Regions from separate parts of the Homo sapiens genome. Here region 2 is linked to region 1. A link is a contact called in ENCODE Hi-C or POLR2A ChIA-PET data. All regions are on one chromosome and are shown on one strand. The core of a region is the stretch at or near the end of the contact, and the rest is flanking DNA. Distances in the headings are between cores, read along the strand shown.

Region 1 (6,226 bases), core at 998-3,497:
CTTCCAAGGGACCAATAATGTTCAGCATGCACGAGCTGAACTGCTGCTATCCTCCTGCCTCCCTCCAAAGCCTGGGCCTTCCTGGTATGTCATAAGTGCTCAGTAGATGTCCATCACATGGAGAAATGGAGGCTGTCTTTATCTCTAATCACCTTTGATTTTGTAAACTCTACCAGATTATGTCCTCCCTGATGAAGAGGAGGACTCTTCTTAACCGGCCTCATTCGCCTGAGCCTGTGCAGCCTCGTTGTCCATCAAACCACAGGTCTAGGCCCATAACAGGGCATAAGCACAGCCCTGTACCCCTTCTTATTGGCATATATGCATATATGCACACGTGCGCGCACAAACACATTTCTTAGCCGTTGGAAAGCACCGCATGGTCTTAAAGCAAATACCTTCCATGGCCAAATTAAACAAATACAAATGTAAGACTTCTTTTTTAAGAATAATAAAATCTGTTTTCTGTCCCTTCAGAGGTCAGTCCATTTTCAGCCTCCTAACCTTGAATGAGGCCTCTGATATCCTCCAAGTAACTTGGGTGACCCCCACTTTGCAGGAAGACGTGCCTTCCCTACATCCCCGTCAAATTGTGTGGAGTTACATTTGTGTTTCCTCAGCTCTTTATCTGGGCTGGGGTGACCTAAAAGGGGCTAACCAATCTCCTAGCACGTGGCTCCTTATGTGGCTGGACATGGAAGACATACGCCTACTAGTTTTGGCAGCTTCTGGTCCTGACAAAGGAGCTTGAAGTGCGGTTTTCTGGCCTTCCTGTCCGGGAATTCTGGACCCGGTATTGGGTTCTACGGTCCACTTCCGCCAGGCTCCAAGAACGCCCCCAGAAAGGTTACTCTTGGTCCTTTAGCTGGAGTGGCCCTTTCTGTGATGACAGAGTGCTGGCTGGACTTGGAGCTACAAATCACTGGGCCCAAAAGAGGTGAAACCAGCAATCCTTGCCTTCTAAGGCAGTGATGATGTCCTGTTTCTCCCTCTGGTTTTAGAACTTGCCATCCTAGTACTCTGGCCTCATGTCCATCTCTCCTTCTAGACCCTAGACCTCTCCTTGAAAACAGGGATTGTGTCTTTCTTCCCTCTCCCTATCCTGAAACAGACTCTAAGTAGAAACTCAATAACTATTATAGAATTATTACATAGTAGGGGCAAGTAGTCAATGAATATATCAGTGATTGTAATCATGCTGCCAATTTGATGGACGCTAAAATGGACTTCATAGAGACCCTGCCCATCATTTCGTTCTGACATTCAGTGAACATTGAATACTGGGTACTTTGCAGGGCCCTGAGGACCAATCATCATTTCGTTCTGACATTCAGTGAACATTGAATACTGGGTACTTTGCAGGGCCCTGAGGACCAATCTGTGAACACGAAGGCACCATGTCTGTTCTCCTGGAGTTCATGTGAGGAAACCAATAATGCTCAAGGCAATAAGCAAAATAATGACAAGTTGTCATTGTTGTAGAGGAGCTGACCAAAGTGCTGTGACTGACATTAAAGGAAGGGTTGGGGGTGGTAGTGAGGGGCTGCTTCAGGTAAAGTGGCCAAGAGAGGCATCTTTGGGATAAAGGCAGAGACCTCACAACAAGAGGGTGTTGCTTGGTTCTCTTCCTGAGTATAATAGGGAGAATGGGTTGGAGAGTGCAAGAGAATGTTGGATTCAGCTGCCTCTGATGGTTTTGGCCTTAGTTTTAATAATTTTCAATAAAAATGTTTTACTCATTCCATACATTATCTGGAAATGTGTGTTCACATCATCTGGCTGCTTGGGGCCACGATCTGTGAATTCACTTTTCTGCTCTTATTCCTTCATCCATTTGACCAGTAGGTATTGAGACACTGGGATGCATCAGACACTGTGGGAACTTGGAGACCCTGCCCTCATGGAATGGTCCCTTGTGGAGGATAGACACTCATAGTGGAACAGGAGACAGGGACCATCTGAAGGTTCCTCTGGCCTTCTAGCCTTTTCCATCATCATACACTCTCCTGATCCAAACTGGATGGATGAGGCTAGAAGGCCATGGGGGACCACAAAGGGCCTCTCACACCATGCTAACAACCCTGCTTCTGGGGTGCCATTGAAGAATGCAAGCAGCAGGGGAGCATCATCTGATTTACATTTCGTGTAAAAATGCCTGCTGGCAAAGGTTTGCTCCAAAGTGGAAAGGGAAAACATTTGGTGTGCAACAGCCAGGACTGCAAGTTCAAGCAAGTTCTTTCACGGGCTCCAGCTGCCTTCGCTTCCTGGATCTTAGACTGGAAAGGCCCTTGGGGATTAACTCATCCAGCCGTCTTATCTCATATTTGAGGACAGTAATGCTCAGAAAAGTGACTTGCTTGTGGTCACTCTGTCCTGGGCTTTGCCCAAACAGCTGTTTTGATGACCAAGTTGATTGGCCTGGAGAGAGATAGGGGAACTAGGTGTAAGTGTCACGACGGATCGTCAGGCTAGCTCACCCACATGCTGGAAACACAAGGCAATGCCTGCTTCCCCTCAGCAGGGATCAGGATTTTATCCATGAATATTAAGGATAAGAATGTACTTTCATTATTGTGGGTTAAAAAAAGTAATTGGATGATCATGCAATCAGATAAGCAATTCTGTAGTGATTCCAAGGCTTAATGCCCAGGTACAGCCACAGGCTGTTTATTATTATTTTTTCTATTGGCGGGATCAACCAGGTACCAGGCTATTTATTTTGGCTTCAAACCGAGATGTTGTTTGACACCTCAGGCTTCCAGCTGTCAGTGTAGTGTCTAAAAGTCTTCTCTCTCCAGTTGAGAGGACATCTATTTGATCAAAATAGCATTGTCTGGCTTATCTGTTACATCTTATAAGCATGTTTCCATGAGTTAGAAACAACCACCACCCCAACAACTACAACTGTGTTCTCTATCCCATGAAAGGGCGGGCGTGTGGACACGATGTATATTTTTTTCTCCTCAAACAACACAGTGAAGTGATTCAGAGCATGGAAGTGGGGTCAGGCAGGGTGGACTCTGTTGCTCACTCACCACCTGTGTGTCCTGGGCCAGTCAAGTAACCCCTCAAACTCTTTTTCCTCATCTAGCAGGTAGGGATAATAACAGTCTTACCAGATTCACAGAGCACTTGTGGGATTAAATGAAGTAAGAGATAGAAAAGATTTAACACTGAGCTTGGGATACAAAAGCATTTGGAAGAAGAAAAGTAGTTAATTGTGTTGCTCCTAAATGATTGAATTTTCCTATGCAAAGACTTGGAGAGATTTTCCCTGGAGATTGGCCCAGAATGAAATATTATCTTTGACTCTCGGTTATCAGCACTGCAATGGAGAACTTGAAAAAAATTTACCTTGGGTTCAGAAACAAATTATGCTTTTTTTTTTTTTTTTTTTTTTTTTTTAATGTAGGGGAAGTAGACACACTTTGCTTGTCTTTGTGTTTGGCCTCTGGTGGTCTTTGAGGGACTTGCTTCCTGAGAGTGATGGGAGGTGCCTATGTAGAGAATGTCAGGAAGAGGGTGCCTGCCAGTCATCAACATTTGCCACAATGTTGATCTGGAAAAAACGTCTTTCTCTCAAGTGTATTGTTAAATTTATGAAGGTGCTGGTACCATCTGCCAGAAGAACCAATATTCCCATCTGATTGACCACAGTCATTCTCAAGTCTCCACTATTTGTCCCAAAACAAGCAGGATTTCTTCATAATCTCCCTCGAGGGCCTGCTCTAGGACATGAAGTAATTTTTCTAATCTCTTATCTTCAAGTAACTGGAGGAATTTGCTGTTATTTCTGCAGCACTCAGGCCTGAGCTTTGTGGAATTTGCATGCCAGGGAAGTGAGGGCATTGGAAAACGAGCGAAGAATAAAGGAGCATTACAGGGCTCTTCTGTGGTGAATTTTCAAGTCAAGCATAAAAGAATTGTTTCCTATTCTTTCTGATATGTTAAGGGCCTCACGCGTGCTAACGCTTTGCTAGATGCTGTATGGTTTACAGAAGGAGAGTTTTCTGGCTGTTATTCTTAGGGAATCTACCATCAATATAGAAAAATACAATTTTCCAAATGGGAAATGATAAATTCAGATGAGATAGCTGAGGTGCAGGGTAAAGAAAACAGGATTCCACCAAACATCTACAGTTCAGGTCCCAGTCACCTCCCTAGCCTTGTTTACTCACCCCCACCCCACCTTAAGTTCTTTATCTGCAAACCTATGATGATACCCGCTGCCCAGGGCTGTTGTGGGAAGGAAAGGAATACTGTCTGTGATAGCACACAGTGGCAGCCAGTCCTGAGAAGTTGAAGGGTCTGGAAGCTGTCGCATGAATCCTGTTGATCAACATCTGCACAGCCTCACCCCTACCTGTGAGCCCCACTGTCTTTGCTTTCTTCCCTGGGAACTTTGTGTTTCCGTGCACAGTGTCACTCCCCAGTCCCGGGGAAAGGAATCTTGACTTTCTCACCGGGCTATGCTAAAAGTCTCAGTCAGTCTCATCTCTGTTCCACATCATTTGTCCCTTTCCCCTAAGTTACAGTTGCATATACTTCATATGTTTCATCCCACAGCATCTATCTCAGTGCTTTATACACATAAAAGACCTTAAGTATTTTTCAAAAATAAAAGGAGTTTTAGGGATTTAGTGACTTGCACTGGCAGGGAATGTGTATTTTAAGAAATGAGTGTTAGAGACCCCTGGAGGAGGCAGAATTTCTGGGATATCATGGATCAGGCACTGTGCTAGCACTTTCGCAGAGGTTACATCATTCCATCCTGGCAATCCTATCCCCAGTTAACAGATAAGAAAACTGAGTCTTAAAGATATGTTGGACCAGCCCAACCTTATCCAGCTGGTAAGTGGCAGAGTTGGGATATAGATTCAGAACTGCCTCACTTCTTGTCTGACATCGGGAAGAGAAAATATGGGGACCCACCCAACATCTCAGATCACATGTAGGCACAAACAACTTCTTATACATAAATTACTATACACAGAATTAGATACATGCATAGCCAAACCTGGGAGGCAATTCTTAGAAGCCAAAATATGTGTTTCAAATTATTCTAGACACATTGCTAGAGACATGAACAGTCAGTTTGTTTGCTGGGCACGGTGGCTCATGCCTGTAATCCTAGCACTTCGGGAGGCCAAGGCGGGTGGATCATTTGAGGTCAGGAGTTCGAGACCAGCCTGACCAACATGGTGAAACCCTGTCTCTACTAAAATTACAAAAAAAAAAAAAAAAAGATCTGGACAGTAGTGGTGCATGCCTGTAATCCCAGCAACTCAGGAGGCTGAGGCAGGAGAATCGCTTGATCCTGGGAGGCAGAGGGTGCACCGAGATAGTGCCACTGCACTCTAGTCTGGACAACAGAGTGAGACCCTGTCTCAAAAAAAAAAAAAAAGTCAGTTTCTTGTCAAGTTAGAAGTAGAATTTGACCTACCACTGGTCTCATCCCATCTCCAGCATACCAGCATATATCTTGATACGACATCTTCTTTGCATACCAGTTCTCCCTCAGTCTTAGACCATTTCTTCCCCACCTTGCAGCAAAATCACATTAGGGATCTGTTTGTACTCACTGATGCTTTTCCATTTTCCTACCCTAATAAATTAGTTAGTATAGTTAGTCTTAGAAGTCAAACTTTTTGTTTTTCCCCTGAGACTATTACTGCTAGGACTTATTTCTTTCCTGCTCAGATAGGTTTTATAGAATATTTTAAAAGTACATTGTTTAGGGAATTTCCTTTCTTGTCATGTTGTGATTTTCTGGAAGAGATCTTCACTCCTACCGCAGGAGAGCCTTCATTGTGCCATCCTGCCTTGAAGTGGGTCTGCCCTGGTAGAGTCTGTGATCCCTTGTGCTCCATGTTCTCCTCACCACAAAGATTTCTTTTCCCAGCCCAGAGGAATTTTAGTCCAAGCATCAAATAGAGATTTCCAACTCATACGTCTGTCATTTTATCTAATAGGTGGTCACGGGCAGTTATGTAGGGTCAGCCCACGCTGCCTCTTACCAGCCATGTGACCTCAGACAAGTTACCTTTTCTGAGCCTCAGTTTCCTCATACATTTAAACATGTGGGTTGAGGATGCCAATTAGCAGGGTTGGTAGAGTCAGGATTCCCATCTCCTAGGAATAAAATGGCAGAGGATGTACCAGGCGAATGCACCCTTTCCTTATAGCCAGGATGTGCTTTCCAAATCTCTGTCTGGCTTAGTGATCC
Region 2 (6,226 bases), core at 949-3,448, 140 kb after region 1:
GCTCATCTCTATGACCCAGATGGAGGGAGGGAGCTGCCTGCCTTGGGGACGTTCCTGCCTTACCCAGAATTCAGCCTAGCTCCCTGGTAGCTCCTTGATACCTCCCCGTCTGCCCAGAGATTTCCTTCAGGAGACTGTGGAAAATGGATGAGGGCCTGGGGTGCCTGCTGACTCATTTTGACCCTGTGTAGTTACACCGGGCTGAGGACAGTGGCTAAGTCAACACTGCAGCTTCCAGGACTCAGCCAAGCGTCTGTGCATGTCAAGAAGCCCTAAGTAACTAGCACTGGGTGATTTTACAACTTGGTTAAACGCAAGCTGTCACTTCCATGGCTAGTGGATTGATCATTTACCAATCTTTAAAGAACAGTTCTGTCAAGCAAACCTAACCAATCCTTCTCTGATGTGTCAGACATATTTCAGGATCTCTTGGGATTTCAGAGTACTCTTGGAACTATCATTCCCATTGCACAGATCTGTCCACTAAAAGAGTAGGAAGCTTATGGGAAGAGCTAGTGCATTTAGTCTAGAGAAAGGTTGACTCAGTCTACAAATACAGGAAGGGCCAGACAAATTTGGTCTCTCCCAGGGAGCAGAACCATGTCCAATACATGGAGGGAGGGAGCTGGCTGCCTTGGGGACATTCAAAGAAAGACTGTATATGCATCAGCCAGGATGCATAGAGGGAGTGTTTATGTCTCCCATGAGGGCTGGTTTCCAAGACATTCCCACCTGTTATGGACTGTATTCCCCCAAAATGTATATGTTGAAGCCGTAACCCTCAATGTGATGGTGTTAAGGAGCAGGACCTTTGGGAGGTGATGAGGTTTCGATGAGGTCATGTGGGTGGAGTGTCCATGATGAGGTTAGTGCCCTTATAAAAAGAGGATGAGATACCAGAGCTTCCCAGCCTCCAGAACTGTGAGAAATAAATGTCTTTGACTTAAACCACCGAGTCTAGGGTATTTTGTTACAGCAGCAGGACTGGCTAGGATACCACCCACGAGTCCTTAATTTCATGGAGGTTAAAGAGATGGGGCTGAGTCTACACCAACCTTATGAGATGCCCTGAACATTATAAAAAAGAAAGAAAATTTGCTCCTTTGTCTCCTCTCAAAAGCAGGCAAAAATTCCTATGGTTTGTACTTTCATTGAATTCTGGATAAACAGCAATCTGACAAATCTTCATGTGTTTTCCTGGGATCTGGAAGGTGCTACTTAGCGATGGCCTGGGGGCAGAGGTATGCTGGGCTTCACTGTATCTTATGAGTCTATGAGCATTCTCAAAAGTCCTGCACTCGGAGATTGTAGTGACAGGTAGAGACCCAAATTACCAGGAGGTGACATTGGCTGAACCACTACTGCCAGAGACCACCTCTCAAGTTTTCTTCTTTTCTGTTCATCCAACTTCTCCACCATCTAATTCATGTGGCAACAATTGAGGTCTAGGTCAGAGGCAAAAAATAAAACATGCAGGAGGCCAAGGAAGAAAGGCAGACCCTTTATGTGGGAAGAGCAAGTGGCTCTCTGCATGGTAAGCCTTGAGAGACACTTATAAAGTGCCTTTGTCCCCACTCCCACCCCATCCATGCTCCCTGACCCCTCATTCTGCAAAGCTCTGCCCCACCACACTGCCATGGTGCCTTGGTCTACTGACTAGTTATACAGCAACACCAAGGCTGGATCCAGGGTATTCATTAATTCAGCAAAGCTCCAAGTAGTCATCACAGAAAAAAATATATGAATCTTGTTGTTCTTCCTTATGTTTCCTTTATTTTTCCTTGAAGTGTTTTAAAGTTACAGAAAAGTGAAAAGAACAATATAACCAGCATCCATATTTTCACCACCTAAAACAAGCCTTCTTTCTCCCATTTGCTTCTAATCACTTTATTTTGCAATAAATAAACATTTCAGATAGAGCTAAGTGTCCTTGTATTCTTGCCCCAATCCTACTCTTACATATCTGTTTGTGTCTCTTTCTTTTTATATAAATAAATATAATGTAATTATAAAATTATGAATAGGTACTGGGACACTGGGATATTTTCAGTGCTTGGGGCCCTGTTTAGAGGGACTTTGGGGTCCAGGAGAGACCTGTCACTCAGCAATGAGGTGACCCGCTCCCTGGGCTCGTGCCCAGCAGCCAGTAGGGCCTTGTGACCTCAAGCTCTCTCTCCTCCAGGCGGGAGAAGGCCAGGCAGGCTAGGGCTGCTTCCTAGAAAGCTCCGCCCAGGCTTCCCCTGGCTGGCTGGGGGGAGGCGTTTCCGGGACGCAAGACCCCGGCAGCCTGGCAGGGCCGCCCTGCGGAGGAAGCGCTTTATTCTCCGAGTGGCACGTTCGCCCCAGGCCGTGCCAAGTGCCCCGCTGGGCGGCAGGGAGTAAGGGGAACCCGCGCCACTCTGGGGGGCCCAACTAGGCCTTGGGGTTTGCAGGGAAGCCCGAGGGCACTCATTTGTTGGTGCCCTAATGATGGTAGCATTTCTTGCACACATGCATACGTCTTACAGCTCTGTGCTGGGCACTGGAATTACAAAGACGGTTTCTTCCTTCATTCATTTGTTCCACAGATAGTCATTGAGCCTCTACCTGTGCCAGGCACAGTTGTAGGTGTAGGGGAAACAGCTGGGGAACAAAATATATAAAGGTCTTTGCTCCCCTGGAGTCACATTCCAGCAGACACAATGAGTAATAGACATAAGAAGTGAGCATATTCTACTGTAGATGTTAAGTGCTATGGAAAGAAAAAAAGAAAGAGGACAGCAGGGTCGGGGAAATTAATAATAGAGGGGGGAGTGGGGAGAGAGTTGCCAAATTAGGTCTCTGGGGGAAGAGCATTCTAGGTAGAAGAAACAGAGCATGAAAAACCCTGATATGGGAGCCTGCCTGGTAGAATGTGATTTATGCAGAGATGGTTTCCTCCCTCAGACACTTGAGCCTCATCTGGACTCTCTAAGCTCCCCTAGAGGAAAAAATGTAAAATTTCCCTAAGGCAGGGCCCACAGTGAGTGGCCACATCTGAGCTCCAATGGCTACTATGATCTGCAGGATAAAATTTATACACCTTGGGACACCCACAGGTATCCTCATTATCTGGACCTCGTGTATCACTCCAGTTCCATTTCCCACCCGTTTCTACTTTCTCCCCTGAAGCTTGACCCGTGACTTCTGGTTCTCTAGGTGCACCATGATGCTTTATTTAGGCCTTGGCTCAGAGCATCTCCTGGAATGTAATAAATGTACTTTGCTCCTACCTGCATTTACCCGAGAAGCCCTTACTCTCCCTTTAAGACTCTGTTCAACATCACCCTCTGTGAAGACTTTTTTCATTTCCCTCTGAACATTCCAGCCCCATCCTCTGCTTGTTTGACACCTGGCACAGACCTCAACCGGCAAGTGTCTGGCTACATTGCAGCTATGCATTGACTTGTCTGTGGTCCCACTGGATGTAGTGGTTCTATCTCCCTCACCTCTGTGTCCTCAGCATCCAGCACCTGCCTCGTGCAAAGTAAGTCCTCAAGAAAGACATGCCAGGTGACTGAATGGGCAGTGCTTGGTTGCTCAGGGCCCCTGAGAGGGCCCCGGAGGCCTGCACCAGGCAGCACCTGGCCTGTCTTGAGCTATTTAACAGACTGTATTCACAGCTGTGAACTCCCGGGACAAGGATTTCCTGTGGGTGAGGGACTGGCGGGGAGAAAGGCCCTCCTTTTAACCACAGAAAATGGCAGGCTCGGGGGCATTGTTATCCAAGAGAATAGGAGGAGCCGCCCCTCTCCCTGACCCCACCCTTGCCCTGGGTGCCAGTCTGTACTGGTGCACAACTCCTGGAAACTCTGGTCAGAAATGTGCTTCCTCTCCCTCCCCCAGGGACTCTGAGCACTCCTGGGGCAGTGGCGCCTCAGCTGCTGAGATCAAGGTACACAAAGAGTGTGCTGGGCTGGTGGATTGGCCACCACTCAGCCCCCAAGGCCTGCCCAGTCTTTCCTTGAAAGTCCTTCGCCACTGGTCCTTTTCTTCCCATTCCCACCTCCACAGTCCTAATCCATGCCCCTGGCATCTCATCTGGATGGCATGAATGTCTCTGACTCACCACCTTGTCTCCAGTCCCTACCAGTTCCTACTGTCTCCTGCCAATGTTTAGAATCACCTTCAGATACCTCTTTTCAAAGTCACCTCTTTGTTTGGAAATGTGCAGCAGATGCCTCTCATTGTCCAAAGGACAAAGTCTGGACACTCAAACCTGGCATTCTTAGTCCTTTGCAAACTGACCCCAACTCTCTTGTGTGTACTTTTCCCTACTTCTCCCCTTCACCAGCCTCCTTCCAACAGTCTACACACTGTCCCTCAAATGTCCCAGCTCTGTGCTTTACCCGTCCTGAAAGCCTTTCCCAATCCTCTGTGGCAGTCCAGCCCTAACAATCCTTCTGCACTCCCAGACAGTCCTGGCTCAAGCCATGTCTGAGCTCTGTGTCCTTTGTGCATATACCTCTACAACAGTTATTTGATAACCAATTGGATGGTCAATCTTGAAAACTTTTAAGGTCCCTTCAGTCCTGCAGTTCTATGCTACCATATGTTTTTGCTGTTATTTTTCACAAGTCTGTCTTAGTTCTCCATTTACAGAGTAAGAAACCTGAGGACCAGACCTTGCCTCATATTGGTCTGCATCTTCTGTGATATAGTAGTGCCTGGCACAGGGTAGGAGCCTCAATATGGGTTTACTAATGGAAGATTCCAGACCCCCATCTGCAGGTATGGCCATTCTCAGTAGTTCCCTGTTCAGTTCCCTTATGCAGGGGCTCTCACATACTTGCCTTCTGAAGGGGAGCTGATAAATATATACATATCAATACGTACATATTAATATATTTGTCCTCCAAAGGGAATCTGCATTGTGAAAGGTATCTAGAAAGAACATTCAGCTTTAGTGGTGGGATGCCAGTTACCAGTGAAGGCAAAATGCTTGGCATAGGAACCTTCCTTGGAGCCATCTCCCTACCTTCTTTCCCTGGATGTTCTGCCAGCTCTAGACTGGGGGGATAGAAAGAGGAGAAAAAAACCATTTACAAGGAAACTCCCTCTCACTCCTTCACTCTGTGCAAACTTTACCTCCCTAGATGTCATCCTGAGAAGAAACCCTGAATATGGGTTGTCAGGGTGAAGGGAAGGAGGGGTCGTCCCTATTCCTCCATCACTAGTCAGCAAGGCTGCCTGAGCTCCAGCTGGCACCATGCCCTGAAGGAAGGAGCTAGCTCAGTCCTCCTGGGCCAACAGACCTGCTGGGAAGAGAAATGTTACTCGAGTAAAGGAGAGTGAGACAGACTGTCAATGGCACATAGGGTTCAGAGCAAGAAAGATGTGTGCGGGAAAGAAGAGGGAGGGAGAAACAAACCTGCATTTATTTGAGCATCTGTTATGTGCCAGGCACTGTGCTGGTCACATTCATCATCTAATGTTCTCAACGATCTTGATAACTGTCCTTAGCTCCATTCTCCGATATAGAAGTTCATTTCTTCTCAGACCGTTTCTCTATTGTTCTTTTTTCTGTTTTTTTAATAAGCTCATGAAGTATTGATAGTCATTATAGATATGGCATATAAAAGAATATAAAAGTGTATGGAAGAAAATAAAAATCACATATAATCCCATGCCCAAGATAAATCATTGCTAGCATTTAAGTGTGTGCATTCCTAGTTTTAAAATTCATTTTAAACATATATTTAAAATATGTATATACAATTTTCTGTTCTTCTTTTAATGACCTTTATAACAAAAATTTTCCATGTCATTAAAATTTCTTTTTTTTTTCTTTTTTTTAAATTTTTTTTATTTGATTATTATTACGCTTTAAGTTTTAGGGTACATGTGCACAACGTGCAGGTTAGTTACATATGTATACATGTGCCATGCTGGTGTGCTGCACCCATTAACTCGTCATTTAGCATTAGGTATATCTCCTAAAGCTATCCCTCCCCCCTCCCCCCACCCCACAACAGTCCCCAGAGTGTGATGGTCCCCTTCCTGTGTCCATGTGTTCTCATTGTTCAATTCCCACCTATGAGTGAGAATATGCGGTGTTTGGTTTTTTCTTCTTGCGATAGTTTACTGAGAATGATGATTTCCAATTTCATCCATGTCCCTACAAATGACATGAACTCATCATTTTTTATGGCTGCATAGTATTCCATGGTGTATATGTGCCACATTTTCTTAATCCAGTCTATCGTTG

Evidence for each region. Hi-C counts contacts between places; a loop is a spot of excess contacts on that map. ChIA-PET counts read pairs that join two places held with the same protein, here RNA polymerase II (POLR2A).
Region 2: a map of heart right ventricle shows a loop between it and region 1 (2.3-fold over the local background). The contact joins two enhancer-like sites. A Hi-C loop is called at or near these places in 2 of 168 maps with a recorded cell type or tissue (heart left ventricle and heart right ventricle). POLR2A ChIA-PET finds 5 or more read pairs at or near these places in 1 of 52 experiments (endothelial cell of umbilical vein).

The regions. Positions count from the first base shown.
Region 1 is chr2:46,132,369-46,138,594 of GRCh38, forward strand. The region is part of intron 11 of PRKCE (protein kinase C epsilon); the gene reads left to right. Among named protein-coding and RNA genes, the nearest start is that of EPAS1, 160 kb to the right of the region's middle. Within about 2 kb of position 2,248, at least 16 of the 41 ENCODE cell types and tissues checked have a DNase peak (open chromatin) inside an H3K27ac peak, as active enhancers do; they include endothelial cell of umbilical vein, heart left ventricle and heart right ventricle, where a contact is called at or near this core.
Region 2 is chr2:46,273,918-46,280,143 of GRCh38, forward strand. The region is part of intron 2 of LOC101926974 (a long non-coding RNA gene); the gene reads left to right. Among named protein-coding and RNA genes, the nearest start is that of EPAS1, 20 kb to the right of the region's middle. Within about 2 kb of position 2,199, at least 16 of the 41 ENCODE cell types and tissues checked have a DNase peak (open chromatin) inside an H3K27ac peak, as active enhancers do; they include endothelial cell of umbilical vein, heart left ventricle and heart right ventricle, where a contact is called at or near this core.